2 separate regions of the Homo sapiens genome follow, and region 2 is linked to region 1. Evidence: read pairs that join two places in POLR2A ChIA-PET (ENCODE). Cell type or tissue: A673. All regions are shown on one strand. Links, peaks and the distances in the headings refer to the core of each region. The heading gives the core; the rest is flanking DNA. Region 1 overlaps SH3BP4 (SH3 domain binding protein 4). Region 2 overlaps LOC101927896 (a long non-coding RNA gene).

Region 1 (16,424 bases), core at 7,685-12,684:
CCGTTTTTACAGTACAGAAAGAGGGCAGCCAGCCCTGGTGTGGACTGAGTGCAGAGGGCTCTCCACTCCCAAAACCTTCCTGAGCAGGTGGAGTCACACCGAGGGCTGAAAGGGAAGCTCTGCTCCTCCAGACACCACTGCATCTACAGGGGGCTGGCACGGGATGGAGAATGCAGCCAGCATCCCAGGGCTGCCCTGTGTGCTCCTCACTGGGATGTCAGCTCTGTCCTCTTTCCTACAGCAGAATCCTCTCCCCTCCCACCCCTCCTCCTCCTCCCAGCTCAGCCTGGTGTGGCCACGCTCACTGGCCACCTCTGGGTGATAACCTCTCAATCTCCCCTGGATCACCCACTTCCCCCGATGGATTCTAACGGCATCTAACAACAGACGTGGACGCTGACGGTTATGTGTCCTCCCCTTACAGCACAGGCTGCGCTCATAGCTCCACCAGGCACCATCCCACTGCGTCCTCAAGGGCCCTAGGCAGCAGGTACCAGACTTGGCTGCACTTTACAGATTCCATGAAAACGGGCTTGGAGAGATCACTAAAGCAACTTGCCCAGGGTAACGCAGCCAAGATGTGAGCCTGACAAAACACTCTCTGCTCCCAGTCTTGCTAACTATTTCTTCCCACGCCCAGAGTTGCTCAGGCCTTCGCTGCCAGTGGCTGCTGGGCCCCTGGAGCTCCTCAAGCTCCTCACCATCCACCTCTGGTGAGCCCTTGATTTTCTCAAAGCCATGCTGCTGCCCTGCTACAACACTTCTGGACAGTGCTCACCGCTTTTAAAAAAATCAGTCTGCTCTCCCCTGGCCTGAGATGAAAAGACCCCCACTACTCAGTCTCCACCTGTACCTCCAGGGTTACATATTGCCGATCTCAACCCTTCAATCAATCACTGGCCACATTCGCTGGAACTTGCTGTGTCTCCAGCTGGCCCAACACCGTCCACCTCTGCATTGTTCCTTCAACCTCACCCAAGCTTCCAGGAAGCCCATCTTCTCTCTCCTCATCTCTTAGCTCCGCTGATTCCCAGCCCTGTGAGGTCCTAGAGTGACCCATCAGTGCATGGACTGTGGAGCACAGGTAGCCCAGAGCCCACGGCCCAGAGCCTCAGATCCGACTCGCCCATCCCGAGTGCCGCACCCGTGAACTGGTCCTTGCTTTATTAGAAAAGGAGTAAAAGGCACAATGCTGTGATTGACTTTATAATGAGCTCCCGAAGGTTCATTATGCTATCTTTCCTAAAATTATGTACTTGTATGAAAATGTGCACAATAAAACATTTTTAAGATTAGAAAATATTAGGAAACATACATTAGCTACCTTCCCAGGCACGTGCCATGAGAGAGAATGGTGTGTTTGTGGGTGTGGCTATCTCCCCTTGGCTAGGAAAACTGCTAAGGAGCCACCAACTCAAATGCCCAGGCAGCCTGAGCCCCCTCAAAGCACAGGTGGACATGGCTGCATTCCCATTCTTTTAACAAGTGGTTCCTGAACCTCAGACTCAGACACCCACCTGCCCACCAAGCGCTCCCTTCAGTACCTAAGGTGCATCTTGAATTTCCTGGATCCAAAGCCAACTCTGGAGCTTGCCCCAAACCCCTGCCCCTGGCCTCACCCATCTCAGCCATGCACGGCAGCTCCATCCAGCCATCCAAGAAGCCCAGCATCCCTCTCCGTCTTCCCTGCCCCGTCCCTCTCTCATGCACTCCTGGTGGCTCCACCTGCAGAACACAACCTCTGGCTGACCTCTCCCCAGCACATCCACACCACCGTCATCTCTCGATGCAATTACAGTCATCAGCTCCTCTCCAGCAGGCCTGCCTGCGGCCTGGAGTCCACCCCTCAATTAGCAGCCGGAACATTTTGAAAAGTCAGTCAGACACCCTCCAGACTCTGTTTGAAACCCTCCAAAGGCTCCTGGGCTCTCATCAGCAGCTTCCAGTGCCCTAGAAGCCCAACATCATCAGCCCCTGTCCCATTTCCTGCTGTTCTCTGCCTTCCTCCACTTGACTCTTCTGGTCTCCATGAAGTTCCCCAGGTACCAAGCCCCTCCCACCACGGGGCCTTTGCACATGCAGTGCTCTCAGCCCAGAAGGCCCCAGCCTAGACACGAGATGCTCTCATCCCCTCACTTCATTCAGGTCTTTGCTCAAATGTCAACACAACCGGCCCTCACCCCATCCTCTTTCTCTGCCCTTTACCACCGCTAGACACACCATGCACAGACTTGTCCCTGGCCCAATTTCTCCATGAGAATCTGAGCATTCCCAGGACATAAGACCATCTGTTTGTCTTTTTCTGCTCCTGTCATGTGCATGGTTGGCTCTCAAACCCGAATGAATGAACGAATTCGGTTTCAACAAAGATGACTGTTTCAGAGGTAACTCGGTAGGTATCTCTGGGATAATCTTTAAGGGAGCCAAATGGCTGATGTGATAGGATTATACTCAGGAGACTGAATTTAGGAATTCTACTCTGTTCCTGAAACCTAAGCCACACATTCTCAAAACACCAACAGGTTCCCTTGGTGGGCACCTCGGGTTTACCTGGACAGCCCAACAAGCTTGACCACCGTCTACTCAGCAGGTCCCAGTGGTCACTTCTCCAGGACAGCCTGCAGTTGCAGGGCCCACCCTGGGCAGGACAGCCACCACTGGATCTCAAGACCCCCTAGAAGAGCAGGCTCCATCTCACCTCTTCACCTCCCAGCCGGGGTCAGGTCTAGGAAGACAGGAAGGCGCATTTGAGCTCATAACTGATAAGTTTTTCCTTTTTCTGTGCAAAGGCTGATTCATCCAGAGACAAAAGAGGCTGCTCTTGGCTCCTCCCCAGGAACCAAGAGGGCAGCGTCTGAACAGACAACATCACTGCATACAGAAGGAATCACTGACAGATTCCGGCGGCAAACTCAAGAAGCCGCACACACCCCCTCCGCTACGGCTGCTGTCACGCCACGCATAGACTCCAGATCACAGAATATTCTCCCTGTGGCCTCTGCCAATGATCTACCCCAAGGAACAATTAGAGAACAAACCAATCCAGAAAAACCAACCTAACGAGAGCATGTCTGGGGCGGAGAAGGTCTTAGGGAAACCTCAGGCTGAGCGCACAGACTGTTCACGTTCTCCTCCGTTCTCCTGCGGCCACGAACCTGAACGCTGCAGAAGGAAAGCAGCTGGCCTGGAGGGGATCGAGGCATAAATGCTGCCCTTGCTCCTCCCCTGCCAATTCCCTGTGTGCCCTGTTTAGAATGACTCATTCTCCATGTTTGATGATAATTTCTGGAGTATCATGTTGATTTCATCAGATTTCCTCCGGGTTAGAAAACAAAAAGCGGGAGATTCCACCTGCTCTCTGTAATTTCTGTCACCAGCTCTGTCGATGGAAACTCATCACATCTGCTCATCTCCCTCCGCGAGCAAGAGTGCATTCCGGAGGACCCTAAAACCCACAGACATTCCGCCCCAGCAGGTCGGTCCTCCTGTTACTGACGGCCTGACACCCAGCACCCCGAGCTTTGGACCCCGTTGCTATAGTGGAGAAGCCTTCGGGGCCTGGGGTGGGTGGGAGGGACTCCTGGCTTTCACAGAGTCACTTGATGGGACCACGAGGAGACCACGGGGTTAACACCCCAGCCTCCTCTCTCACTCCAAAGGCAAAATCACGGAAATCTGCCTCCTAGTCCTGATCCGACTGGTCTGGGCAACAGCCCAAGTAGAGTCAACACCCGACTGGTGTCCCTCCCAGGATGCTTCTGGGCGTGGCTTGGCAGGGAATGCAAGGCTACGACTCAGGGCGAGGACCAGCCCAGGTGCAGTGAAATCCAAACCTTTCCCGCCACCTTAGCAGATGCCCCGCCTGTTACAGAAGCCTGATCAGCAGAACCTTTCCTAATGCTCCTGGAGCACTGTCTATCGTCATATCACCCTGAACGTGCCTGATCTCGCCTAATGCACCCAGGGCACAGGAGGAACATGCTGCCTGGGGCTCGGGCGGGCTGCCTCTTCCTGGGGGAGAAAACAGCAAGGCCCATCGGAAGGCATGGGCAGCCACCGACAGGCACGCCAGCCGATCAGACTCACTCACAGTGCCCCTCTGGGTGCATTTCCCTAAACAACTGAGTTCAATTTAGGAGGTAGCAGCGGTTATTCAGAGCCAAGACCACGCCACAGGGTGAAAAAATGAGGAACGAGGGCAGGACCACACGTTCCAGTCTGAGTTTGAGAAAGGTGGGCATATCCTGGGTGCCACATCTACCTGGGACTACGCACAGAGGTCACCTTAGTGAACATCTACGGAGTGCCAGGCTCTAGCAACGAGGCTCTGTGCTCAAAACTAGGGACAGAAATAAATGGAAGAGAGTTGGTTTTGAGGGAACCCGTATTGGAGACAAATCAACAAAAGAATGGAAGACCTGGAGGGGAAGGAGCGCTAAGGTTCTCTGTGCCAGACACCGGGTTATAACTTGCACACATTCAAGGCTTAACTGTGGGTGCCAAGCTGGTGACTCAGACTCCAGAGATGCGGGGAAAACAAGGGCCATGAGTCGTCACTAGGTGTTCCTTGCTTGCTCAGTTTTTATTGTAAAAAGTGAGATGGCTAGCGCGGCTGGAGTCATGATTCCAGATGTTTTCACTGGCCAGACTGAGAACATCTGAGGCTGGGGATCCCCCGACAGGTCAGGAAGAGGAGGGGAGGGCGTGTGAATCCCTCTTCAAGGCCTGAGCTTCTTACCTGGCCTCCTCCCTTTCCTGCCTCCCCTCTCCTCTGCTTCCTCTATTCCTGGCCCCATCCCTCCCCCATCCCCTCTGTAGGGTTGTTCTCAGCACACTGCACAGATCCCAGAATCTCCTTGCATTCAAAGCAACCATTACTTCAGACTCTTCAGAGGCCCCCACAGTCTGTGGGAGACATTCTAAGCTTTCCAGATTCTTCACACCTTCCTCCGTACATCCCATGCACTCACCAAACACAGCTACTGTTTCTTCCAAAACATCTCCAGACCTTGTGCCTTTCTTCCCACCCACTTTCTTGAAGACCCAACAGGGCTCCCCATTTCTATAACATCAAAACCTACCGATTGGAGAATGACCCCCTGAAACAGTGCCTTTGCCTTTGCAAATGGAAGTCCACCTCTTTTCCTAGCTCTCCTGGACACCCGTCATCATCTCTAGGCATTTACTGCTTTTATCCCAGGCATCGCACTGTTCATCGTGCTTGTTATTTTTTCTTAGTTCCCTAACTACACTCGTTTCCTTGAAAGCTGGTGACTTGGCTGCTCTGTCTTTATAATTTTCCAGCATTGAGCGCAGTGCCCAGCCCAAGCTTGGATTGTCTCCCACAGACTGCGGGGGCCTCCGAAGCTTGGTGCTTGGTGCCATCTGTGGCACGGATGACTGTTGCGCTCAGACATTAATTCAGCATCACGTGCATTCAGGACCAGTAAATACACAAGGGAAAGCAGGACCCGGACCTTCCCTCGGCTGCTTATCATTAAGCTGGAAAGACACACACATGAAACCAATGCCACAGGAGAGGGGTGGGGGCCCCCACCATGTCTTCTGGGTGTGGATGGGACTGGAAGTCCGCAGACACCTTGGCTCGCTTCCCTAGTGCGCTCCTGGGTCAAAGCTCTTCACCTACATCTTCCTTCCCCGCCCTCACCCTGCCGCTGAGAATCATGAAGAGCTCACAGACACACCAGTGTGTACCTGTCAAGTGCTCATCAAGCCTGGGGTTTAGGCAGACATTTGTGGCAATGGGCTGCTGTCAGCCCCCTTGAATCACATGGGAAGGCTGGCCCGCCCGTGTCAGATGGCTGACAGCAAACAGGCTGTGAAGCAGGACCCTGTGATCAGCCCAGACCAGAAATACTTCCAAGCTCTGGTCCCCAGCCAGTGACCAGAAATAAAAAGTGCAACTATCTCTGAAGACGTTTTAAGAGCAGCAAGCAGAGAGGCCCATTCATTTGACTGGGGCTGGCCAGAGGGTTGTACTCAGACTCCCGGCTCCCACCTGCCACTTAAGACCGCAAAGCTTCGGCACTGGAAGGATTTGTGCCCTCCAAACACTACTCACTGACTTACCATCTTCTTTAAAAAAAAATCAACTGTTATTAATACTTCTTTATCAATCAACCCGCTTTTTACAACTTGATAGATCTTTTCTAGTACACATTAACTCAAAGGAATGTTTTAAAGTGCATCTTAGGTGCCATTCTGAAAACCGCAGAGCTAGCCAGCCCCACACATACATCTTACAGATGAGAAAACTGAGGCCTCACTTTTATTGAAAGGGGCTTTCCCTGATGAAAATGCTGGATCTGAAGAGGCTGGAGAGGGGGAGGCGGCTTCTAGGGTTTAATACTGTTCCTGATTCTACCAACAGTTCTCATTAGTGACACACACATGCCATGTCTGAGGCTCAAGGAATTTCATACTGTGAGGACGTGAGTGGAGCCCTGAAGCCAAAGCAGCCATGAGGATGCCACAGTCGTTGCAAAAAGCCACAAGCAGAAAGCAAAGCCCACCCAGTGGATCTGCTGAAAAAGCGCCAACACACCCCAGGATGCCTGACCTGCCAACCCCATGCATGCAAACTGTGGATGGGCCCTCAGGGCGTCGCTTAGGAGAGATGACTTTGCAAGGTGTCACTCGTTAGTTTATTGTTTTAGCCTCTGCCTCTCAGCCAGACCTTCAGCCACAAAGAAAGGGAGCAACTGCAGTTTTAACCACCAGTTTATCAAGAATCTGGCCTCTAAGCAATGAGTACAATTTGTGAATGAATGAATGAATTTCCTTACTGAAGAGCTCACATGTCCATCAATTACTAATCGAGATATCTAGAGCAAAAAAGCAATGAAAAATCCATCCTTGACCAATATTTATTAAGAAAATGAGAGGGGACAGAATTCCTGTCCCTCCTCCCCTCCCACTGTCCCTCAATATACCCGTCTTTAGGAAATCAAAGACGTAGATAAAGTGCTTGGTGACATGGAGATGGGAGCAACCTAGTTCCTCACACAGAGCTTGAGGGCACCGAATCTCCAGAAACAGCTGTGCAGCCATTACAATTCTTCTTAGGCTATTTAATAGAATGGAAAATCCATACAACATAATATTTAAAAATTTAAATCCACAGATTGTATAATAAAATCTTCTACTTTGTTTTCAAAAAAATACCTTTTATAGAAAAAGAAGAGTAAATTCCACACTGAATGCTAACTTTATCTCTAGGTAGCAAGTGTATGGAGAGCTCTTTTCCTCTTCAAAATTTTCTTAATTTTCCTAAGATTTTTCTACAATCAAAAACGCTTTTTATAAAATGAATTTCCATTCTTCTCACCCCCCACCCCACCGCCCGAGATGGAGTCTCACTGTGTCACCCAGGCTGGAGTGCAGTGATGCGATCTCGGCTCACTGCAACCCCCACCACCCGGGTTCAGGCAATTTCCTGCCTCAGCCTCCCAAGTAGCTGGGATTACAGGTCTCCACCACCATGTCCAGTTATTTTTTTGTATTTTAAATACAGACAGGGTTTCACTATGTTGGCCAGGCTGGTCTTGAACTCCTGACCTCAGGTGATCCACCCGCCTCAGCCTCTCAAAGTGCTGAGAGTATAGGTGTGAGCCACCGTGCCCAGCCTGAATTCCCATTATTATTCTGAAATATGAGGCCTTGATTCCAGCAGGTCTTTGCAACTTTGTAAGGCCATGCTACGAGCAAGTGAAAAGGAGGCCAGCTGAGCTGATTCTGGACGCTCTCAGATACTTGACTGAGCACCTCTAATTGTGTACTAATCCTGGTGGATCTAACTCCAGGATTCCCAACTCCAGCTCTGTGATTTGGGGAAAGTCATTTTGCCGTTACATGAAAATAAAGGTACACCTATTTCTCCTGGCCTTATTACTCCACTAAGTAGGAGACATGGGCTACTGGCTAGAAAGATGTGAGGAGGGACAAGGTCAAGGAGTGGGGCCCAACCAGACCCATCAGGCCCCAACTGCAACTCTGCAGAGGGAGCACCACCCTGACCCTGCTCCTCCCAGCAAGACTGCCACATTTTTGCTAGTGTAAGTGGCACAGCAGTGATCATCTTTGTATCTAATCATACTCCATATTTTGGGTTATTTTCTTAGGACTGCTTTCAAGTAGAGTAGGAAGGGTTGCCAAAAGCAGTCCTGGAAGACTGTGACAATCCATCCTCTCAACAGCGGCGGGTGTCCAGTTCTCACCCCTAACTAGCAGGTCAAGAAAAGCCTTGCTTATCTGACAACGAGGGGATGGGCCGTCAATGTCTCGATTCACCCGCTTTCAACATTTCAATCCACCCTCCTTTGACCATTAGTCAGAAATAGTTCAAGTATCAACTACTACTTTTTTTTTTTGGAGACAGAGTCTCGCTCTGTCGCCCAGGCTGGAATGCAGTGGCACGATCTTGGCTCACTGCCGCCTCCACCTCCCTAGTAGCTGGGACCACAGGTGTGCGCCACCACACCTGGCTAATTTTTGTATTTTATTAGAGACGGGTTTTCACCATGTTGGCCAGGCTGGTCTCAAACCCCTGACCTCAAGTGATCTGCCCGCCTCGGCCTCCGAAACTGCTGGGATCACAAGTGTGAGCCACCACACCCGGCCAAGTAGCAACTACTTCTTATGTCCTACCTTGTGGATTATCATTTTGCACCTTCTGCTCAATTACATCCTAAAATCTCAGCAGGTCGGCTGCAAATATCTCCCCCACTCTGTGCTTGCTTGCACTAATCCATTTGGTAATTTGATAAAGTCTCAATTATTTAATCATATCAATCTTTCCTTTGTCATTTCCCCTTGATGCACAGAAAGGCCTCCCTTGATGACAAATTCAATAAACATTCACATCTATTTTCCTTTACTTAAAAATAAAAGGTTTGTGGACTGACATTAATGTACAAAGAATTTATTTTGCTTCTCGGGGAGGGATGTTACAAAATTAACTAGCAAACAGATGAGCAATTACTCCTGCATGAATTCCTGAACAATTTGTCCCCTTCTGACTCATGTGATGTCATCTTAATGCATTTTTAAATGTGTACAGACACTAGGGTCTGAATCGGGGCTGTTCTGTGTCATTAGTTTGCCTATATTTACCACAATATCAACCTTTATTTAACCATGATAGTTCTGCTGTGTTGGACTACATGGAAGGTCTGGCTTCTATGCACTATTCTATTTCAAAGTCCCATCAGTTATTTTTACCTTTTTTTTCTTCCAAATAAACTTTATTATTATCATTTTTTTTTTTTTTTTTGGAGACAAAGTCTCACTCTTTCACCCAGGCTAGAGCACAGTGGCATGATCTTGGCTCACTGCAACCTCTGCCTCCTAAGTTCAAGGGATTCTCCTGCCTCAGCCTCCTAACTGGGATTACAGGCATGTGCCACCATATCTGGCTAATATTTTTTGTATTTTTTTTTTTAGTAGAGACAGGGTTTCACCATGCTGGCCAGGCTGGTCTCAAACTCCTGACCTCAAGTGATCCACATGCCTCAGCCTCCCAAAATGCTGGGATTACAGGAGTGAGCCACTACACCCGGCCCTCTTCCAAATAAACTTTAGAATAATTTAATAAAATGTCTCCCACCATCTCATTTGTGCAAAAACATATTCCCACTGGGATTTCCTGGGTACTGCTTTACAAGAAGTGACATCTTTATACTATTCCATCTTTTCTTCCACAAATGTGGTTGGGTCCCCATTGATTTAGATATGAGTCCCAGAGCAGTGTAGGGCAGAGACGGCCAAACTTTTCCTGTAAAGGGACAGAGAGTAAATTAAGCTTTGTGGGGCCATATATTCTCTGTCACAAAGACTCAGCTCTGCCCTTGTGGTCCAAAAAAAGCTGTAGATGATACAAATAAATGAGTAGGATCATGTTCCAACAAAAATGTATTTATAAAAAATAGGAGGCAGACTACAGTTTGCCCCTCCCTGGTGTCAAGATTATGAGGGTGGGACACTCTGCCTAGAGTCTGGCTGATGGACTTGGGGCCTTGGCACTACCAATCACCAGCTGGGAGGCTCAGGACAAAAATCACTTGCCCTTGAAAGGACTCCTTAGCTGCAAAATGGAAACAATGAAAACACAATGAGATAATAGGTACACAAAAAGCACTTCTTCTAGGGTTGATGTTATAACTGTTGGGTAACACCAGCACTACCACCAACAACTACTAGCTGTAGTAGTAACAGCAGTAGTCGGAAGAGGACTCAAAATGTTTTCTTTGCAGAAAACATTTTTAATACATTATGATATTTTAAATTTGGGTTTGGATGTTGTCATCGCCATGAATGCCGTCTCCTTTTCCGATTATATTTTCAGGAGATTATTGCTGCAAAAGAGAAGTCACTTATTTTTTCTGCTCTTTTTTTTCCAGACAGGGTCTTGCTCTGTCACCCAGGCTAGAGTGCAGTGGTACAATTTCGGCTCACTGCAACCTCTGCTTCCTGGGTTCAAGCAATTCTCCTGCCCCTGTCTCCTGAGTAGATGGGATTACAGGCACGCGCCACCACGCCTGGCTAATTTTTGTATTTTTTGGCAGAGACAGGGTTTCACCATGCTGTCCAGGCTGATCCTGAACTCCTGACCTCAAGTGATCTGCTGCCTTGGCCTCCCAAAGTGCTGGGATTATAGGCATGAGTTACTGAACCTGGTCAAGAAGTCACTTATTTCTATATCTAGGCATTTTCAATTCAGTAACTAAAATCTTGTTTTAAAGACACCCATTCCTACAAACCTGCTTCAGGGCAAGCCAGAGTCTGCCCAGCTCAGTGGTGTCTGTTTCACTGCCTTTCCCGTTCTTTCTCTTATGTCGCAAAGAAGAATCTTCCTAGATTCGGTGGCTCTCCCTCGGGGGGTCCACAAGCTCCAGCTTGAGTTTCTTTCTCATAATCTGATCAATAATCAATTCAAATATCATTTACAAAAACATTTCCATATAGAACATGTAACTTGCTTTTGTCTCTTTTAAAGATTTTTTTTTTTTTTTTTTTTTTTAAGAATCTTTAGAGTATAGTTTGGGAACTCTGGCCTCAGATCTCTCATCTGGAAAAGGAGGAATGGAATGGACCACCTTCTAGATTGAGAAGGTAGCAGCAGCAGAAACAGTGGTGACAATAGAACTCACCCTTCCCTGGCCAGGCGTGGTGGCTCACACCTGTAATGCCAGCACTTTAAGAGGCTGAGGCGGGCAGATCACCTGAGGTCAGGAGTTCGAGACCAGACTGACCAACATGGTGAAACCCCATCTCCACTAAAAGTAAAAAATTAGCCAGGTGTGGTGGTGCATGCCTGTAATCCCAGCTACTCAGGAGGCTGAGGCAGGAGAATCGCTTGAACATAGGAGGCGGAGGTGGCAGTGAGCTGAGATCGCGCCATTGCACTCTAGCCTGGGCAACAAAATCGAAACTCCATCTCAAAAAAAAAAAAAAAAAAAATTCGCCCTTCCCACCGTCAAGCCCATCATCCTCACACAAGAGGCTTTCCCTGCATCTCTCCCTTTCTTCTGCCCCCAATCCAGCCCACTGTGTCCAGTCAGTGTGATCGCCAGTGTATTCCAGTCTGATCTCCTCTCTCTATTACCTGCTCCCGGCTGTGTGCACCATCACTCACCTGAGTGCCCTGCAGCGCCCTCCTGGGCTCCCTGGTTCCACTCCCTCCACCCACCCACCAACAAAACCATTCTCCTTAGGGCACCCTGCAAATTAAGTCTCTCCAAGGGCATCTCGCTGCATTCAGAACAAAATTTCACCTCTTGACTAGGCCCCGAGGCCCTGCCTGACTTTGCTCCTTCCTGGTGCACAACGGAACTGTTCCTGCCCCAGGACCCTTGCACTAGCTGTTCCCTCTGGCAGGCAAGCACTGCTCCAGAACGTCACTTGGCTGATAACTTTTGCCACCCAGATCTCAGGCCAGTGTCACTGCTCCAGAAAGGTCTATCTGACCACTCGCCACTGCAGCCCTGCTCAGCGGGTTTTGCTGTTTTCTTGAGGGCACATGACTTACCTCAATCAGCTTTGTCTTTAGGTCTTGTCTATTTCCTGGCTCCCTCTGGAAGGTAAGCTCCGTGAACAAACTCCGTTCCCAGATGTGCCCCGATTCCCAGAACAACACCAGGTATGACTCAGTCACTCAGGAAAATGGGTTTAAAAAAGTAACTGGAACCCAAAGGCAGCATTGCACACCAAAGGGGACCCCCAGAGCACCCCAGTCCTGCCTCCCTTTCTCCCAGAAGTACTTCACTGTGGAAACAACAGTCATCTAAATTACTCGTAATAATACCTATCTTTTTTGCTCAAAACTTTCAGGAATGTTTGCTTGCAAAGATCATGGAGGGGTGGAAGAATGATTTACCTATTCAATAAAGCCTCCCTGAAGGCAAGCTTATGCCAGAAGCATGCTAGATGCTGTGGTAACTAACATTGGTGTTTAAGAGGGAAGTGGCAGCTTTTCCTATTCACCTGCCCAGAGGCCTGAACCTGGCTATTGCACACTGGCCTGGGAGGGACAGCCTGTACCCGTACCCCACGAGACTAAAATAGGCACAGGGACTGCTGTTTTGTTTGATTTATTGCTCTACCAAGCCCCCTGCCCAATCCCCTGGCTTCTGGAACTGCACCTCACTCCCAGCAAGCACCCAGACTCTGTAGAATGAACTCAGGGCCATGGTCTGATACAAGTTACATGGAAACAATCACCTCATCCAACTTTCTTCCTCCTGCAACCTCCCTGCCCCACACCAAGGGTTTGGCTACACCATAAGCCACTTAGACCCTTGAACACAGGTAATCCAAGACCCTGTAAGCTCTCGTCTGCCCCCGCTCACCCTGGGCCATGGAGATCTGCCAGGGCCCCAGAATTAGGGCCTGTGTCTCACTTCCGTACAGAATGTTTATGTAGGTGGTGTTGATAGGACCCAAGACACTAGGTACCTACAGTGCTTTCTGCTCCAGTGGACCCACCAAGAGTCTTGCTGCGTTTCAGGAAGAACCAAAAAAACTGGTTGAATATCAACCATTTGATGTCGTTCAACCTAAAACCAACATTCTAAAATAATTCATTACAGATTTAATGTGGCACTGCCTCTAATTTCCTGAGAGGGATTTTAATGCTGATAACACTACACCCATATGAAAAAGCAGGGGAGGGGGCCTGACACACGGCACCCAGTGAATGACACTGGGCCCCTGGAGGGCAGGAGAGATAAGCACGTGTGCAGAAATATCAATGCTCACTCATGTCGATAAAGCAACTTATGCCCAGTCACTCATCCTGAGAAGACAGATGGGAAGCCAGACACAAAAGCTCAAGATAACCCCACAGATGACGGTGAAACTGATTAATTAAAGTCTGATCTATGGATGACAGAATGCCAAGCAGCCATTAATATGGCTTAGGAAAGGATTTCTTTTTTTTTTTTTTTTTTGAGACTGAGTCTCGCTCTGTTGCCCAGGTTGGAGTGCAGTGGCACGATCTCAGCTCACTGCAACCTCTGCCTCTTGGGTTCAAGCAATTCTCTGGCTCAGCCTCCCAAGTAGCTGGGATTACAGGTGCCCACCACCACACTTGGCTAATTTTTGTATTTTTAGTAGAGACAGGTTTCACCATCTTGGCCAGGCTGGTCTTGAACTCCTGACCTCGTGATCCACCCACCTTGGCCTCCTAAAGTGCTGGATCTCACCCAGCCAGGAGAGGATTTTAAAATACGAGAAATGTGAATATATTAAGTCTTAAAGTATTTTACCAAACAATAGTATAGCATAGTCTCAATTTTCTTTGGGTACATGAGAAGGCTATATACCAAAAAAAAAAAAAAAAAAAAAAAAGAAAGGCAAACAGAAACTCGCTGCCGAAAGTGAGATCTGGGTGATTTATGTTGTTGCTTGTAATTTTCTCTGTGTTCCCTGTATCTTCTGAAGTCAACGTGTTTTGCTCTCAAGGGAAGTGTCAAGTGGCATCCCCATCCCCCATAGACAGAAACCCGCATCTCTGCATTAGCTCGGAAGGGATGGATGGATGGATGGATGGTTGGATGCACAGACAGATAGAAGGGTGAATGAAAAGATGAGTTGAGGTGGCTCACACCTGTTATCCCAGCACTTCGGGAGGCCGAGGTGGGTGGATCATGAAGTCAGAAGATCGAGACCATCCTGGCCAACATGGTGAAACCCCATCTCTAATAAAAATACAAAAAAATTAGCTGAGCATGGTGGTGTGCGCCTGTAGTCCCAGCTACTTGGGAGGCTGAGGCAGGAGAATCGCTTGAACTCACGAGGGCAGAGGTTGCAGTGAGCCGAGATTACGCCACTGTACTCCAGCCTGGTGACAGAGTGAGACTCTGTCTCAAAAAGAAAAAAAAGAAAAGAAAAGAAAGGACGAGTGAATGGGCGGTGGTGCTGAGGGCGGTCAACTCCCCAGGCCCAGCTTAGCATTCAGCATCACCAGACACTTCCAGTCACAGAGGAAAGTGTTCCCTTTCTAAGTACAACACCGCAGCACACCCAGTACAACACATGCTCAGGTGACTTACAGGAAAATTGCCTGGCCTTCCAAATCCCTTCTTACACAGAAGCAGCAGAAAACAAAGCACCTCTTACTTTCATTCCTCAGATGTGCCTCGTGTTTTTGGCCCAGGTCTCTGTCCATGTGGTTACGTCCATCACAGCAAGCTCCCCTGGGCCCAGTGCAGTGGCCACCTTAACTACCCCTCTCCCCTCACTTCTCCTCCCCCCACCCCCCACCCCTTGCTGTGACATCTAAAGATGTCTCCAGACATTATTTAATATCCCTGGGTGGGGAAGCAACTCTCCCAGAACTATCGCTTTAATCTGAGCTTCTTAATCCCAGCCAAATGTGTGTCCCCCAAATCTCTGCCACGTACCCCCATGTGACTGATGCTGATGAGCACAGGGGACCCCACGAGGCCCATCGTTTGCACCTTTCTCATACTGACCCAGCTCAGCCACTCTCAAGATCAACTAGCAAGGCGCCCATGGCTGTGGTCTCTTTCTGGCAATACCATGCAGGAGGACACCTGAGAGGGAGCTTCCCTGGATGACGTGTTACTCTTGAGACAGGCTGGGCACCACATTAAATAACCAGCCTCCCAGATGGTTCACACCTTTATCTGTTCTCAGCCAGCCCCATCCTCTGGCCAACCCCACCACTCAGATCTTCAAGAACCTGCCCACAGCCTCTTTCTTCCCAACCTTCCTCTACCCGCCTGGGAAACGCTGGCTCACCAGAGTGAGCTGTACCCATCACAGTCACTGAAACCCTCTCACTGCTGGTCCTTCAGGCTAACACTGGACTCAAACCATCCTTGCATTCCCCACAGAGCCCTGCAGTCATGCCTAAGCACTGCAGTTATCAGTCACATGATCTGGGGAAGTCGCTGACCTCTGTGCCTCACTGTCCCCATCGACCATAGGGAGGGACAACAGCAGCGAGGGCTCCCATGTGAGATAATGTGGCACAGGCCTGGGGCATGCTCTGCAGAGGTTAGAAGTTGAGCCTTCTGCAGAGGTTCATCGTGACCCAGCTCACACCCAGGCCCTACATTTTTCCTCAATAATAGCTCAAAGTCTGTGAAAGTTTGTTTGACATACTCTTATTTTTACTCAGCCTTGCTGCTTCCCAAGTGTTCCACTGTGGTCTGGAATGCAAAGAATTACACCAGATTGGGTTAACAGGTGCTTCATTAAATTGGGTAGTATGATTTCTTTATTAACTACTGATCAATTACTAAATTTTACCTCCACTGACAGCTGTGGCAACTATGGGCTGCGCATAGTGAAGGTTTAGCAATATTCACTGCACCTTATTTGCATTTGTTTGAGCCATTTAAGGCCCAAACAAGGGGTTAAAGGATAACACAGAAATGCTTGTGAGCAAGCACCTTTTGGCTAAAACCTAAATGCCACCAGGTCAGGGAGAGGATAATACTGAGAAGTCACTATGTTCCCATTGTTTTATTACACTTTGTCCCTTCTAAAGATGCTGAAGTCCTCATCCCCAGTAGCTGTAAATGTGACTGTCTTTGGAAAGAAGGTCTTTGCAGATGATCAAGTTAAGATGAAGTGACTGGGGGGCCCTAATCCAATAGGACTGGCATCCTCATTTATACAAAGAGGAAATGTGGACACAGAGAGATGCAAACAAGGAAAGGTGATGTGAAGACCCGGTGAGAAGGTGACCAACCGCAAGCCAAGAAGGGATGCCAAGGAGTGGAAGCCAGGAGCGGAGAATGGGACAGATTCTCCCTCACAGCCTCGGGAGGAACAGCTCTGCTGACACTTGATTGTGGACATCAGGCTTCCCGAACTGAGAATAGATGTCCACGGGGAAGACACCTGGCTGGTGGTGCTTTGTTATGGTGGCCCCA
Region 2 (16,424 bases), core at 3,943-8,942, 180 kb after region 1:
ACAAGGGTCCCAGGAGAAGGTCGCATAAAGCCCTTAGAACAGGCTCTGCACAGAGGAAGTGCTGGTGACTGTAATCAGGCCGTAATTACGCAGACTGGCTGTGAGTAAAGAGACTCTGTTGCCTCTTTGGCCATTGCTTGCGAGTTTAGCCTTATTAGGAGGGAATTCCATGGTGAGGAGATGAATAGCAGCCCAGATGCTGGCTTTCCTCTGGGCCCCTGACCACAGCAACAGACCCAAGAAACCTCCTGAGCAAGGAAAAGCCAGTGCCGAAAACAGAGATTATGTGCGGGGAGGGAGGAATGGAGTCTACATTGAGAGCACCCTGGCCTTGGGACTCCCATCAACAAAAGGAGGTTTAATTTCAGAAGGAAGGTGATCCTGGGGGCCTGCATTTATAGCGCTCCCAACTCATGTAATTCTCAAAGTAAGCTCAGGAGGTTCACAGTTATGAATGCAGGGGCTCAGACAGGTCCCTCCACCTCATTCATTGTCACCCGCCATTGTCTCTCCTCTACCCCAGGCTCCTGCCCAGGGTGTGGGGGCGACCAACTCTTCTGTCTCCAAAATGCTATTCTATTCTCTTTCTGCCTCAACAGATAATACATTTTTCTTTGGGGATGGAATGAAATGAAAACTTTCTGAATTTTGGCACTGTGTCTCTTTATCCTTTTGAAATGCCAGGCTCTTTGCTATTTTTGCTTTTAGCTGAGATATTGTATAAAGGTCCCCAAATGTGACAGGGCTCTGGTTGTCCGAGAAGGTTTGTGGGTTGATAATATAAATAGAAGCTGGTCCTTTCATCCAGCCCAATCTTTAGAGCTTTTTGCCAGGGCTCCTGTTTGGCTCATGTTCATGTTTGCTGAACTCCCTATTTATTTTGGACTTTGGTTTTTAGACCGGGTGACTCTGAATATCAATGGCTTAGCAACGTGCTATTTTTCATGAACACACCCCCAAAGTTTACTCTTTTGACTGATATTTGTGTTCTTAAAACAAAGACATTTAAAAAATAACACTATGTGCAAAAAGATGCTTATCTGTATTTATGTACAGATGGTTCTCGACTATCTTGGTTCAACTGAACAATTTTTTGACTTTACCATGGTGTGAAAGCAATACAGTGGAAACTGTACTTTGGGCACCTGTACAACTACTCTGTTTTTCACTTTCGGTACAATATTTGATAAATTACATGAGCAATTCAGCACTTTATTATAAAATGGCTTTGCATTAGAGGATTTTGCCCAATTGTAGGCTAATGTAAGTGTTCTGTGCACATTTAAGGTAGGCTGTGCTAAGCTATGATGTTTGCTAGATGAGACATAAAATGCATTTTTGACTTACGATATTGTCAACTTACGACGGGTTTATTGGGATGGAATCCCACTGTGAGTTGAGGAGCATCTGTATATATCTCTCTCTGTAAATTTCAAAGCAGACTAAATGTGCAGATAAGTCAATGACAGTTCCCCATGAGTAGAATATTATAAAGCCACTGCAAAACAACAAAGCACTACAGGCAATGCTTGTGACAGGTGAAATGGGCAGAATACCAAAAGAGTGTGAAGGCTTTACCTCCAAGTAGCTAATGTTTTGCATTATTCACATTCAACAGAGCCACCATTTATTGAACATCTGTTGTGTGCCAGGCACATAGCAAGGTGTTTTCATGTGCCTTTCTCATGAATGCTTGTGGAAAACATGAAACGGGCATCATGACTTCTGTAGACGGAAGTGTTCAGGCCAATGGTCAGGGTCAGGGTATATGGAAGGAATTCATTTGTCTGGCAGGGATTGGTTAACGGGACATGAGGGTCTGTTCCAAGCTGAGATTCCATGATCTAGCCATAACTCATACATAAATTCCACTCATCTCTCTCTGGAAGTAGGATTCCAGTCACGTCTCTCTGGACCCCTCTTTGCTTTCATCATAGTCCTGGTAGCAAAGCAACTCCAAGTACACTGAAACTAAAGGTGTGTCTGGGAAAGTTGGCCAAAGTGGACTGGCCAAAACTTTATTTATTTATTTATTTATTTATTTAGAGACAGAGTCTCACTCTGTCACCAGGCTGGAGTGTACTAGCGTGATCCTGGCTCACTGCAACCTCCACCGCCTGGTACAAGCAATTCTCCTGTCTCAGCCTCCCAGGTAGCTGGGATTACAGGCATATGCCACCACGCCTGGCTAGTTTTTGTGTTTCAGTACAGATGGGGTTTCACCATGTTGGTCAAGCTGGTCCTGAAGTCCTGACCTCAGATGATTCACCTGCCTCGGCCTCCCAAAATGCTGGGATTACAGGCATGAGCCACCATGCTCCACGTATTTTTAAAATGTAAACAGACCATAAACAATGTACAGATCTCAGAAGAGATGAAGGGGTAGAAAGTAAATGCTTGTTCCTTTTCTGTTGGCCCCAGACCCCCATGTCCCTGGCTCCCTTTTTTAGTAGCAGTCACTGCTGCCACTTCTTGCCTCACCTTCTAGAGAGTCCAAGCATATAAAATATTCTAAATATGACTGTCTTTATCCCTTGCTTTTTACACCCAAAAGCAACACGTTTCTTTTTCAAATGGTTTTCTCCCTTCTCCAATGCGACATCTAGGAGCTCATTCCACATGGGGGCATATCAATCTGCTTCATTCTTTTTAAAAGGCTGCATAGATTCAATTTATTAATTTACTTAAATATTCCTTAGCAAAGGGTCTTTAGATTGTTTCCAATTTTTCCTAATGCAAACAATAGTAGAATGAATAGCACAGACACGTATCATTTCGATACATGGGGACGTTTGTACGATAAATTCCTGGAAGAGACATGCTTTGTCAAAGGACATGAGAATTTTTAATTTTCCAAATTACTTCCATAAACGATGGGATAGTTTAATCCCCCATCCCCCTCAGTGGTATTTGAATTAGTCTCCAGACTGTTCACTTTCTGGTTCAATATATGCTAGTGGGCTGGGAAGAACACAGGTTAGTGCCAGTGGAATGGACCTGGCCAATTCACTTCTCCGTGAATCTCAACTTCCATCACCGCAAAAATGAAATGCCACCTGTCCAAGCAACATCACAACTTCTGTAAAGACTAAGTCAGAAAGCGTTCAGTGCCATAACTTGTCAACTCTGGGAGTGTTTGGGAGTGCCTTTGGTCAACTGCAAAGCTTAATGTGTGTGCTTCTCCGGGCCAGCATGGAGGCTTTGTGCTCTCCTCTCATGCGAGGTTCTGTTCAGTGGGAGTCATAACACCTTTGAGCATCCTCAGAACCAGATAAGGAGGCCAAGTGAGTGCACGGTGCCACCGTGGAAGGGGTTTGTAGAAGTCATAGGTTGGTCTGATTTCCCTCTTAAGGCTGCAGGCTGGGAGAAGGTCAAACAAAGCTCAGAGCGGCTGGATGTGTCATCCCAGCAACCTGGCCATGCCTGGTGAAATATGACAATGCCACCCTCACTAAGTAAAGAGTACAGTGACCATTGAACCCTACCCATGGCATCTGTGAAAAACTGCTTGGCTGCCGAACACCACTGTAGGAGCTGGGAAGCATAAATTTCAAATGTTCATGTCCTTTTGGGGAGAAAATGTGAGTTGAATTCTAACTTGAACATTACATTCAGAATAAAGTTATTAGCTGAGTGCTTGTTTTCTTGCAGATTCTACTGTAGTGTTACAAAATAGAGCACCTAAATAGCTATTTTTTTTGGAAAAAAATCATTATTTTTTCTGGGGGGAGGGGGTGGGGGCGGGAATGGAGTTTCACTCTGTTGCCAAGGCTGGAGTGCAATGGCGCCATCTCGGCTCATTGCAACCTCTGCCTCCCAGGTTCAAGTGATTCTCCCACCTCAGCATCCTGAGTAGCTGGGATTACAGGCTTTCACCACCATTAATTTTTGCATTTTTAGTAGAGAAGGGGTTTCGCCATTTTGGCCAGGCCGGTCTTGAACTTCTGACCTCAAGTGATCTGCCCGCTTGGCCTGCTAAAGTGCTGGGGTTACAAGCATGAGCCACTGCGCCCGGCCCATTGCATGCCTTTTAAAAGTTAATATTTCATATCTTAAGCTTAAAATAGTAAAGTAACTATATATTATACAAACTTCAGTCAATATAGAAGTGTGTGAAGTGTGAGACTCCTCAATTCCTTGTCCCTACCCGCAGCCCCAACACCTACATGCACTAGCAGGGGAAAGTTAGATCTTTACCTTTTTGAAAGCTTTTTTGGGGTGCATATTAAAAACTATGAATATGCACATGTATAAGACTATATAACCCTTTTACAAAAATGGAACCCTAGCAACACAGCGACGTGTAGGTTGGTTTTTTATGTAGATGATATTTTGATAGAGGGTGGCGATCTTTAGCTCCTAGAACCAAGGATGCATCATTTGCATTTTCCTTTGTGTTAATCCTGCACATACAGAGTGTGATGTTGAATTTTTCAGGCACACTCACCATGGTGGGGGGAGGGGTCAGAGAGTCCAGGCAATACCCTAAGAGAAGCGAGTGACCAATGCTGTGTATCCTAGAGAACATAACAGAATTCAAGAGGCATAATAGTCATCTTCAAATACCTGAGAGATTGTTAGAGGGAAGAACCGTTGCTCCATTCTGGTGGCTCCTGGAGGGGTGTCTGTGACCAGCTGATGGAAGCTTCAGGGTAGCAGAGATCAATAGACCCGAAGTGACATCCTAAGAATGTTGGTTTTGAGTCCTACTGGCTGAGTTCCAATCTTAGCTCTTCTACCTAGTAGCTGAATAAAGTCCCTGTGCCTCAGTTTCCTCATCTATAAAATGGGGTAAGCAAATACTTCTTCTGTGCTGTTTCTATGAAAAATAAAAGATATTCCATGTAAATCTCTCAGACTAGTACCTGGTGCAGAGTGAGCTCCCCCCATAACCATAATGGTCCTCCCAATGCTTTTGGTTGGTCAGCGGGCTATCTATGAGCTCTCTGGTCATTGATGGCCATATTAGCTTTCAGTGCTCAAAAGACTGACAGTCTATATCCCTATGCAGCACGACTTCAGAAAATCCCATCTTTTACCAGGTTTCTGTCATTGTGAAACTCCCCAATTCCTCCCCATTTCTGAGAATACCCTGCCTCCAGATGTGCCTGATCCTCAAGTCTGTCCTTGTTCTTTCCCTGTTGCTCAGCTGGCGGCTGACTCCTCCCCTGCTCTCTCAGATGAATGCCATTTACTGAACCAAAGTTGGCTTCCTCCAGGCTGGGTGGATCTTCCCTGCCCTGCTTCACCCAAGCATGATCCCAGGCTTCTCTTAATTCCCCACAACACAGCAAAAAACATACTGGATTGTTTAACAAAGCTTACTCCATGTAGGGAATGCCTTGGTTCCTGTACCCACCCCTGACGTCACCTGTACTATGGTCATAGTTGCTGTCTACCCAAGGGGACACATCTGCAGGTGTGGCGACACCATGGAATCAAGGCTGGGTTGCTTATGTCCTTTAAACTGTGGTCACTTGGCTCAAAGTCCAGCCCCTTGGGGCCCTTGGCCAGATCCATTTCCTTATTCTTCATTCTACTCCAGCCTGGGCAACGGTAGGCTGGTAAATTCTGTCTCAATAAACAAAACAAAAAGTCAGAAAGCCATGACTGTAGCGTTTGCCATTTTTTTTTTTTGGCATGTAAATACTCTCACCATGGTCTGTTTCAAGCTACCAACAGCTTAACATCTTGTTTGGAAAATTTCTGCCTGTTTGGTTATTGGCCTTCCAGGATGCATTGCTAGGCAGAGGCATGTGTGGTGTTCCTCGTGGCTACGTTGGTTCTGGGTATGATATGGGTACTGACAAGCAAGAAAATTGGAAGCAAGGAGCTCATTTCACCCTGCACAGAGTTTCTGTGGCAATTTCTCTTGTCTTGAGTTTCCAAACTAGAGGTCTGGGATTGAATGAAGTGAATGGGCTAAACTATCTTTTTGTTTTTTTTAACTTTAATATCCTGTATCATTGTCACAATGTAGCCTTCTTTTCGTGTATCTGTGAGACTCCTCCCTTGAACGAACCTCAAAGCTCTAGTTTGGGGATGGCAGATAGGGCACCAGGGCCAGTTTTCTGGAACCATCTATGCTATTTTTATGTGCTGGATATAAAAGACTCATGCTTTTTGACCTTTGCAGGTACTTGTGACCATCACACATGCTTCTTCCATAAAGTCTTGTCCATAAACTATTATCCACCAATTGAAATTTTGTTTAAGAAATAAAAAAGGAGTAAAAGTCCTTGGGACTCAATACTGAGGACTATTTTCGGTTCACATGCCTTTCCCTCCAAGAATCCTATCAGTCAGATTTCTGGGTTAAACTTTATTTTCACCCAGTATTTTCAATCTCTAACAGAATAAACAGCAACCCCAGGAAATAGATACATCTGCAGCTCTGCAAAGAATAACATTCCCTCCCCTCCCAGGCGGGGAGAGAGCACCGCAGTCCCCACTCCCCCAAGAAGGAGGCCAGATGCAAGGGAGTTTCCTTTCTTTGGCTGGTCTTCTAAGCAAAGTGAAGAATTCTTGGAGCATGAGTCATCTGTCCTGATTCCACGCGGCACTGCATGGCCAGGACCTCCTGGGGAAGAGGAAAAGTGAGAAAGAGGCTGTATTAGTCAGGGTTCTCTAGAGGGATGGAACTGATAGGATAGATGTATATATGAAGGGGAGTTTATTAAGGAGTATTGACTTACACGATCACAAGGTGAGGCCCCACAATAGGCCGTCTGCAAGCTGAGGAGCAAGGAAGCCAGTCTGAATCCCAAAGCTGAAGAACCTGGAGTCTGACATCCTTCAATCCAATCAAGTTGACACTCAATATTAACCTACAGAGGCGACCCACCACTCATGGTTCTGTGTCCCTGAGTAGGGCTCCCAGTCACTGCCCATCTTCTCCAGAGCTCTGCCCAGTTGTCACTTGAGGGTTGTAGTTTTCAAAGTGAGACTTAAGAACATGGGACTATATATATTTATGTATATATCCAGCAGTGTAGAGCTCAGGGTTGTCAAGAGGCCCAGAGAAGAGGGGAGCAATCTGTGCCTCTTTCTGCCTTGGTCCTGGGCCAAGGGCCATGTGCGATAATGAACGGGTCATGGCCCTGATGGGTGCATCTTAAACTGCAGTGAAGAACTCACCCTCCTCTTCTGCAGAGAGTCACCAGGGCCAACCCAGAGGCTTCGGGAAGCATACCTTTCAAAAGAGATGAGGAAGTTCTGGCCCAGATTCTCTGAATGCAAATATTCTCTATTGGTAAAAAGAACTCATTCTGGGACAAATCTTCATTCTGAGTTGTAGGCAAATTACCTTTGTGGTCACCAGACAGTAGCTCTGCCAGTTTGTTTTACAGCAAGTATGTAATTTAAGAGGTGGACATGCCCATTCCCAAAGGATTCTTTACTTTGTCACGAGATTCTTGACACAGGATTGCATAAGGTTTTCCAAGGTTTGCTGCAAGTTCATTCACTACTTGGATGGCCAGAAAAGCCTGCGATGTCAACGTCACTGTCAATTAAGGTCAGTCAGGAATGCAGGAAAAGGCCCTTTGGAATTGCCACCCAAGTCTTCCATCTGGGGTGGTTTTGCTAACAAACAAGTTCTGCAGGACCCGATGCCTTAGGACATTAGTGCAGTCTTCCTTGTCATTTAACTTTGGAATTGCTTAAGTGGGTTTCTTCACCATGACTCTTCTCAGGACTCTGCATATGAAAATTTGTGCGTGTCCTAGAGCCAGTCATGTTACAATTTCCACAATCTTATGTGACTATGTCACCCTATGGATTTGCATCTATTTTTACTGACCCTGTTCTGAGGAATCCAATTAAGTAGCTCAACTACCAATCATGCTCCACAAATCAGCTGGTGTTTAGTGCAGGAAAAGCTCTTCTGAAAAGTGTGCTTGTTTGTTTTTATACACATTGTTGATAGGGTAAATAACTCTTACATATATGCTAGAGACTTCCTGAGACCCCACCTGGTGGAGCCCGATAACCCCAGAGAAGGATTTGCTTACCCTGCTGGTCTCATTTCTCCCTTGGAATCCTGCCCTATCTGAGGAGCTGGTCAGGATGCAGCGGGGAGCTGGCATCTGTGCAAATGTCACACTCACCATCATGTCATCCACCCCACGACCCCTTCCTGAAGAAGACACAACCTCAGTTTCTTCAAATGCCTGATGTGTTAGCTTGGATTCTATCAAACAAGGACAGTGGCAGAGTTTTGGTTTTGTTATAAGAAGAAACGCTGCGTTGTGCGAGTGGTCCCAGTGTGCACGTCTGGGGTGTGCTTCAGGAAAACGTTAGGCCAATGATCAATTCCCAGGTGTCTTGACCCAATCAGTTTATTAGAAACAAGCTTTGTTTCCCTTTCTTACAAATATCTTCTCCACCACTCGAAGTCCTGGACCTGCCTGGTTTCAGTATTGTAGTGGGGTTCTCTTCCTGTAGGTGCTAAGTGGGAAAGGGAATTTGACAGCCAACCAGGCTGTTTGTTTTAAAACAGTCATCCAGGTTAGGGGTGGTGAACATAAAATATGTTCCAGAAAGGTTGTAAAATGATCCTTCCCTTGGTCATCTCCGGGAAACCGTCTTCTGAAGGTCATTTTTAGAAACAGGATTCTAAAATGAATTAAAGCAGCTCACCAAATAGCCCCTAGAGTCAGAATCCACTTGCACTTGTTATCATAATGAATTCTCAGACACAAGAGTAAAGTCAAATACTAGAAAACGGTTTTAAGGTGCTTTATTTAGCTCTTTCTGTGTGTGCATTGTTTATTGGCAGAATTCTCAATTCTTCTCTTCTGCCATTAATATTGAGTGAGCATGTGTGTGTTAATCAAAGAATAGCACTTTTGGGGGATACATTTTAAGGGTTTAAGTGTAATTATTTAGTTTAGAATTGGCTGGAATATAAGCTCCTCGGTGGAATATGTGGGAAATTATACAATGTGTATTATTGATTCACCATTGCAATACAAAGATGAACCCCTTTTTTGTGTAAAAATCAGTATAACTGCTACAATATGAGATATGCAGTAGTCCCTCTGCTGATGCTGAGGAGACTGTCAGCTCTGTGTATCCGAGGAGGCATTGGTTCCAGAATCCCTATGGATACCAACATTCATCGATGCTCAAGTCCCTTCTATAAAATGGCACAGTGTTTGCATATAATCTATCCTCATCCTCCCATAAACCTTCAATCATCTCTAGATTACTTATTATACCTAATACATGTAAATGGTTGTTGTATTGTTTTTAAAATTCATATTATTATTATTATTATTTTTCCCCTGACTATTTTTGGACCACAATGGGTTGAATCCTTGGATTCGGGTCCTGTGTTTACTGTACTGAAAATGTCAACAGCAAGGATCATGGTAGGATGGAGGGGTGTTAGGGGTTGGGCCCTGGAGTCATAAAAATTGCACTGTGTCCTGGCCTCTCTGTTTACCAGCTGTTGAATCTTGTGCCTGTTACTTAATTTCTGTGAGTCCCACTTCCCTCATCTGTAAAATGCAGAGGGCACTAGTAACTTACCTCATGGTCTGAGAATTCTTTCACTCGCTCGTTCAATAATTGATTATGCACCAACCAGGCACTGTCACCAGCTCGGGGAAATAGGACAGAGGCAGCATCTTGTGAATATTCAATACATATTGACTCTTTTTTTTTTTTTTTTTGAGACGGAGTCCTGCTCTGTCGCCCAGGCTGGAGTGCAGTGACGCGATCTTGGCTCACTGCAAGCTCCGCCTCCCGGGTTCACGCCATTCTCCTGCCTCAGCCTCCCGAGTAGCTGGGACTACAGGCGCCCGCCACCATGCCTGGCTAAATTTTGTATTTTTAGTAGAGATGGGGTTTCACCTGCATATTGACTCTTACTTCCCAAATTAGTAGGAAGAAGAGGAGAGGTGCTCTTGCCTTATAAATATCCCTTCCCAGGTGGGCGTGGTGGCTCACACCTGTAATCCCAGCACTTTGGGAAGCCGAGGTGGGCGGATCACCTGAGGTCGGAAGTTTGAGACCAGCCTGGCCAACATGGAGAAACCCTGTCTCTACTAAAAATACAAAATTAGCTGGGTGTGGTGGCGCATGCCTGTAATCCCAGCTATTTGGAAGGCTGAGGCAGGAGAATCACTTGAACCCAGGAGGCAGAGGTTGCCGTGAGCCGAGATTGCACCATTGCACTCCAGCCTGGGCAACAACAGTGAAACTCCATTTCAAAAATAAATACATAAATACCCCTTCCCTCTCCCTCTGGGGTTTTCTTGTGTATATATTCACTATAACTTCTGTAATAAAAAATTTCCATTGTGAGGAGGAGAAAGGTCGCAAGATGCTCTCCAGTGAGTTATAGCCTGCTGAAGTGCTTGCAAATGACATCCTGTAAAAGCAGTGTGCGAGGAGCAGTTACGGAGATGTTTCTCTGAGGATTTATGTGTCTCATGGCCCTCTGAGCACACACTTGCTGGTGCCCCTCTCCAAGGTCCCTCTCTGAGGCCACACCAGTTTGTAGCACTTACTGCCAGTCCTGTGGCTCCAGGGCTCACTACGTACACTGCAACTGCCCTTCCTTCCCAGGACTCACTCTGTGGCTCGTGACCTCAGATAACCTTGGACGCCAAATAGATAGGGAAGCCCTGGGATTTGTGCCTGTCAGGGAAAGAGAGAACATACCCTCTACTTTGCTCATAATCAAGAAATCTGATTTCACAATTGGCTACAGCTAAAGCCCTTTGATGAAATGTTTCCAAAACACTCATTAAACTGTTTTGGAAAATGTAAAGATGGGCCTGTAGCGCAGACTGAGGTGTGTGCATATGTGTGTGGAGTTGAGACTCAACTGTGCTACTGGGAATTTAAGATGTTAGAGGCTGGCTGGGGGTGGAAGCAAAGGGAGAACAAGAGGAAAGAGGGTGGTGTATGGAGATACCTGGCAGAGGCCAGGATCTAACAGGAAACAGTAGCCATAAACAATGCCCTGTGTAAAACCAGGCACCACATGTTTGGGTCGAGGAGGCCTGGCATTGAGTATGAAGTTGGCTGCCTCATGATGGGCCACTAATAGCCTTGCATCCGGGAAATGTGAGGGACAACCGGGGAGGAGTGTGTACAGCAGGGCAAGCTGACTGCAGAGGGAGGCTGACAGGGGCTGCAGCTGAGCGCCACACTGGGCTGCTATCTTTATCTCTATGCTCACAGGTAATTTTAAATTTGATTGTCAGGGGAAAAGCTATATACATGGAAATGCTCCTCATGTCACTTACAATGACAAAAAAATAGAAGCTCTGGATTTCTATCCATATTGAAATGGTTAATTAAATGTCAGTATTTAATAGTCATGGACTGTTGTGCGGTCATTAAAGCAGATCATTATGAAGACTGGGGAGCAACATGGGAGACAATTATGGTACACGAATGAAAGGAGGATATAGCATCTTACACCCAGTACGATGGCAACTAATAACACTCAGAACCGTGTCATCGAGCACCTACCTACCATGTGCCAGGGAGGAATGGATTCTGGACCATCAGAAAAGGTCTTTGAGAATGGGGCATGCTAGGGAGTAACAGAGCAAATGAATATGCAATGAGAAATCATGAAAAATTCTAAATAAATGGCCAAAAAGGTAATATGTAACGAAAACATATGAAAGTTCTATGGATATAAATAGGGCACAGTGGATTCAGAATAAGAGAGAATAGCCTACTTGAGAATAGCTGGCTGGGAACCAACCCTGCAAATCAACAAAAGGCTGGAAGGAACACATGCAAGTCAGAGCAAGGAAACAGAGGTTTTGTGTGGAGGTCATGTGGGTGCCTCCTTGGGTTCAAGTCCTGGCTTCTCTACTTACCTGTGTGGGACCCTGGGCACATTCCTTAACTTCTCTCTCAGTTTTCTCATTTGTAAAGTGGGGTTAACAGTATCATCTACCCCTTAGGGATGAAGGGATTAATGCAGGAAATCACCAACAGCTAGTATATAGGATACATGTTCAATAATTGTTAGCTATTATCATTGTTGTATTATTTTTTTAGTCTTGACTTTCAAAAACAATGTATTAATATTGCACAGATAATTATAATGTCTAAATATAAAGAAAATAATTTTTAATGTGTTAGTCTGGATCTTCCAATTCCTGGACGGTTGTGAGTGTGTGTGTTTGTGTTGGGGGAGCATATCCTTTGGATGTGAACGGAGAAGTTGGGGCCTTGGTTGTCGCTGGCAGCTGATTCATGAGGGTAACCATTTTATCTTGTGAGGGCAGCCATCTTCTATCCCAAGGGCAGCCATCTTCTATCCCAAGGGCAGCCATCTTCTATCCTGAGGGAAGCTGGCCTGAGGATGAAGCCAGAATATGGAGAAGAGGAGAAGGAGATGGCTGAGAAGCAGAACGGAAACCTGAACTGCATTTTTCTTAGAGCAAGAATTACATCAATTCTTCAAGCCAAGTTGAGCACTGTTGGTTTCTGCTACTTGGAACTGAATAAACTCTGACAGATACTGTACAGGGAACAGTACTTGGGGAGCTCCACTTCATCTGAGGCCTTCGTGAGTGGCTTGTGTCACATTCCTGGCTGTTCAGGCATCAGTCCTGGTTTCCTGGTGAGCTCTCTGCTGACTCCACCCAGAGCTCCCTTGCTTCCGTCTCTGCAGCAGCTACCTCCGTTCTCACACATGGCTTCTTCTGAGTTTTCTTATTTCAGCCAGTACCATGGAACTCTCCTGACCTTGTGGGCTTTGGGCAGAAATAACTCCACTCCCCACTTCTCTCCTAAATTACTGGCAATGGTGATACTGACCATGCAGGGAGAAACCTGAGCTGTTAATGCTAGGAGCGTCAAGCTGTTGGTAGTGAAGCCATCATCCTCTCCAAGTTCCCAGGTAGGAAACATTCCTCTCTTCTTGCTCTCCACCCAGTCATAAGGTCTTGTCAATATTTTTCTTTGCACTGTGTTTTTGCACTATGTCTTTCAGATACTTCTTTGTGAAAATGATGCACCAGACTCTCATTTGTCATCACTGGGATTACTGTGATCTTGTCTTGAATTTCTACGAGTTTCACATCCACGGTGGTAACTTAACCTGTCACTGTCTTGTTGCCTACACCTGCATTACCCAGAACTACAGCCCAGGCACAGGCCCCTTCCAGGATTCAGGTGGTCTCCAGTGAGTGAATCAAATATTTTTTGTGTGAATCTGTTCCCCCTACCTCATGGCTCTCAGCTGTAGACCTTCTTTCATGTTTGGCAGGTAAAGCTGTGGGACCAGAGGTGGCTTCATAGTGATGCTATTGAAACTGAGCTTTGCTTGCCTGGATCCCCTCCTAAGATCCCGGAGGGGCCCTAGCTTTGCGTTCACATGGTCATACAAATTTGAAAATTTGCTAAACTAGACCAGGTGTGGTGGCTTATGCTTGTAATCCTAGTGCTTTGGGAGGCTGAGATGGGAGGATCATTTGAGGCCAGGAATTCAAGGCCAGCCTGAGAAACATATTGAAACCTTGGCTCTAGAAAATATTAAACAAACAAACAAAAAAATTAGCTAGACACGGTGGCACATACCTGTAGTCCCAGCTACTTGGGAGTATAAGGTGGGAAGATGGCTTGAGGCCAGGATTTCGTGGCTGCAGGGATCCAGGATCATGCCACTGCACTCCAGCCTGGGTGACAGAGTGAGACTCTATCTCTAAAAAATAAAATAAAACGAATTTTTTTTTTTTTGAAACAGTCTCACTCTGTCACCCAGGCTGGAGTGCAGTTGCATGGTCTTGGCTCACTGCAACCTCTGCGGTGCAGGTTCAAGCGATTCTCTTTCCTCAGCCTCCCTAATAACTGGGATTACAGGCACCTGCCACCGTGCCTGGCTAATTTTTGTATTTTTAGTGGAGACAGGGTTTCACCATAATGGTCAGGCTGGTCTTGAACTCCTGAACTCGTGATCCACCCACCTCGGCCTTCCAAAGTGCTGAGATTACAGGCGTGAGCCACCACGCCTGGCAATAAAGGGGAAATTTTTTTAAAAAGAAAATTTGCTAAACTAAGATGTGGCAATGGGAACAGTTAATACCATTGACTCTTTCCATGTAGATGCCTCCTATGTCCACACTCACCTCACATCAGGCGGGTGTTGGAGAGTGTGGGAATGTTAGGGATCCTCTAAAGAGAAAAAAAGAGAAGCTGGGTTGTGGATTCGTTTAGTTTGTGTTTAGTGATATGTATATATATGCAGTGTGCAGTCACTTTCATGTAGAGCCAAATGATTCTTAGCAAGGTTCACAAGCTCATTAGTGGCAGTTAGGGCTGGAAATCTGGTCAGTCTGATTTCAGCGATAATGACCTTAGCAGTGGCTTTCATGTGTTTAGGTCTAGAAATAGGCCTTTGATTTCTTAACTAAAAGGATAATGGTCTTTGTTAGCCATGTGCCAGTATTTAGCACAGCTTCCTACCTCCTTACTTGATCCCAGCAGTTTCTTGTTCGCTCATCCACTGTTACTTTACTTAAACTGTATTCTGTCAAACTGAATTCCTTGCTTTTGCCGAACTCTGTCTCAGCAAAGAGCATGTTCCTTATGCTCTTCCCTTGGCTTGAAATGGCCTTGCCCAGACATATCTGTATGGGAACTTATTTCTTTCTGATTTGATACAAAATACCAACACCGATGAAGATAACATCAACTCACAGTGTATTATTATAATGAAGACGTTGGTGATAAGCTGGTTAAAAAGTGTCATCAATTCAAAAGGTATTTAGCATAAGTTAATAGACTAGAAACACTGAAATGCCCCCAATTCTTTCTTACAACTCATGTATGAAATACATTTTATAGAGATTCCCCCAAACCTAATAACACTTAAAAAATTTACATGATATTACCAATAAAGTTTTGTGAAGTAGAAAGAAATTTTCATAAATGATCAATATTAAAAAACTAATTTCCTTCAACCATGCTAGAACTAAGGCTAAAAATATGTTTCTTGCTTTTTATAGAAAATAATATTATAAAGTTGTTGACATTAAAAGGCAGTGAGAGTATACAGCTAAAAATATGTGGAAAAAAGAAGATCATTATACAAGTGTGTCAGCTGGTTAATTAAAATATTGTTATTCTCGGTTATGTGACGTTTGTGTTATTTCTTGGTTATTTATTTAACAATTATAATTTATTATAATTTCTCCTCTTATTCAAAACAAGAATTTATTTTTATATCTAAAATATTAAATTTTGTGTTCTTTTTCTGAAAGCCTAACCCCATTGTACAAATGTCAGCCTGCATGTGACCTAGTATTTCTTCTGGTGCAGTGCAGCGGGAGGAGGACACTCTTCCCTAAGCATGTTTCACTGCTTTTCCGGCAATGTAGCTGACAGCTGAAGCCAGCCCAGATCCTCACAAAGGCCCCCACAGCCCTTCTGGGTTCTGTCTGCGGCTCCAGATCCTTGATTCTTGGGGTTGGCCTGGGGAAGTCAGACCTTGTCCCCTCTTGGGTTCCCTTTTCCATCTCCAGGGGCATGAACACAAAGTCTTCCCCGGAAGGATTCCTGTCTCTTTCACAAACCAAGTCATGTCCACAGAGCCCGAGGGTCCCTGCCTCAAGAGGCCTTGCCACAGCTGCTCCTGGTGACTCCATTGTGCCATTCTGATGAGTTCTGATGAGTCCCCCGTGATTTCTTGTCCACCTGTCATCTAGTGCACACTGCAGCCAGGTTTATCTCCCTGAAACATCATTTTTCATGCATCAGACCAGGACCCAAAATCTCCAGTGACACCTCCCACCCACTTCTCCAAAAGGAATAAAGTCCATACTTCTTTGCTTGGTGTTCCAGGTCATTCACAAACTTTCCTTGTCCTGACTTTGATGTGGAATCACAAATCCCTCTGCCTCCTCCTCGTCTCACATTTCCTTCAGCTGCACAGTCTTAGTCATTGTCCCCCAATTGGTGACATGAAAAGTTGTTTGTCCAAGTCTTGCCTCCCAGCTGACCTTGTGCTCACTGTCCTCTCCAGAGATCCACCGTGGTGAGTTCCCATGGAATGGTGTGTCCACTCCCTTCTCTCAGATGTTTACCATCTTTCATTATCTCCATGACTACTTTGATGATGAATTTTTATTATTTTTATTTTTGATTAAAAAAATTTTTGGAGACAGAGTCTCTAGCCCGTTGCCCAGGCTGGAGTGTGGTGGCATGATCAGGGCTCACTGCAGCCTCTACTTCCCAGGCTCAGGTGATCTCCCACCTCAGCCTCCCGAGTAGCTGGGATTACAGGCATGTGCTACCATGCCCAACTAATTTTTGTATTTTTTGTAGAGATGAGATTTCACCACGGTGCCCAGGTGTCTCAATCTCCTGGGCCTCAAGCGATCCTCCCACCCTGGCCTCCCAAAGTACTGGGATTACAGGTGTGAACCACTGCACCCAGCCTGATG

The links. Peaks named below come from ENCODE experiments on the same cell type or tissue, not always from the same donor. Only the 100,000 strongest peaks of a DNase experiment are listed, where the experiment ranks them.
Region 2: POLR2A ChIA-PET joins it to region 1 with 11 read pairs; 2 of 35 experiments call an interaction of 5 or more read pairs at or near these places.

The regions. Positions count from the first base shown.
Region 1 is chr2:235,014,488-235,030,911 of GRCh38, reverse strand. All of the region lies in intron 2 of SH3BP4 (SH3 domain binding protein 4), which reads right to left. Among named protein-coding and RNA genes, the nearest start is that of SH3BP4, 71 kb to the right of the region's middle. In A673, for the core only: no CTCF peak of the experiment used is centred there; no DNase peak of the experiment used is centred there.
Region 2 is chr2:234,830,578-234,847,001 of GRCh38, reverse strand. LOC101927896 (a long non-coding RNA gene) reads left to right here. Exons shown (of 9, transcript XR_002959457.2): 3 at 12,264-12,880; 4 at 12,974-13,165. Among named protein-coding and RNA genes, the nearest start is that of SH3BP4, 110 kb to the left of the region's middle. RefSeq lists an enhancer at 11,780-12,979. In A673, for the core only: no CTCF peak of the experiment used is centred there; a DNase peak (open chromatin) is centred at 6,541; H3K27ac peaks cover 391 bases.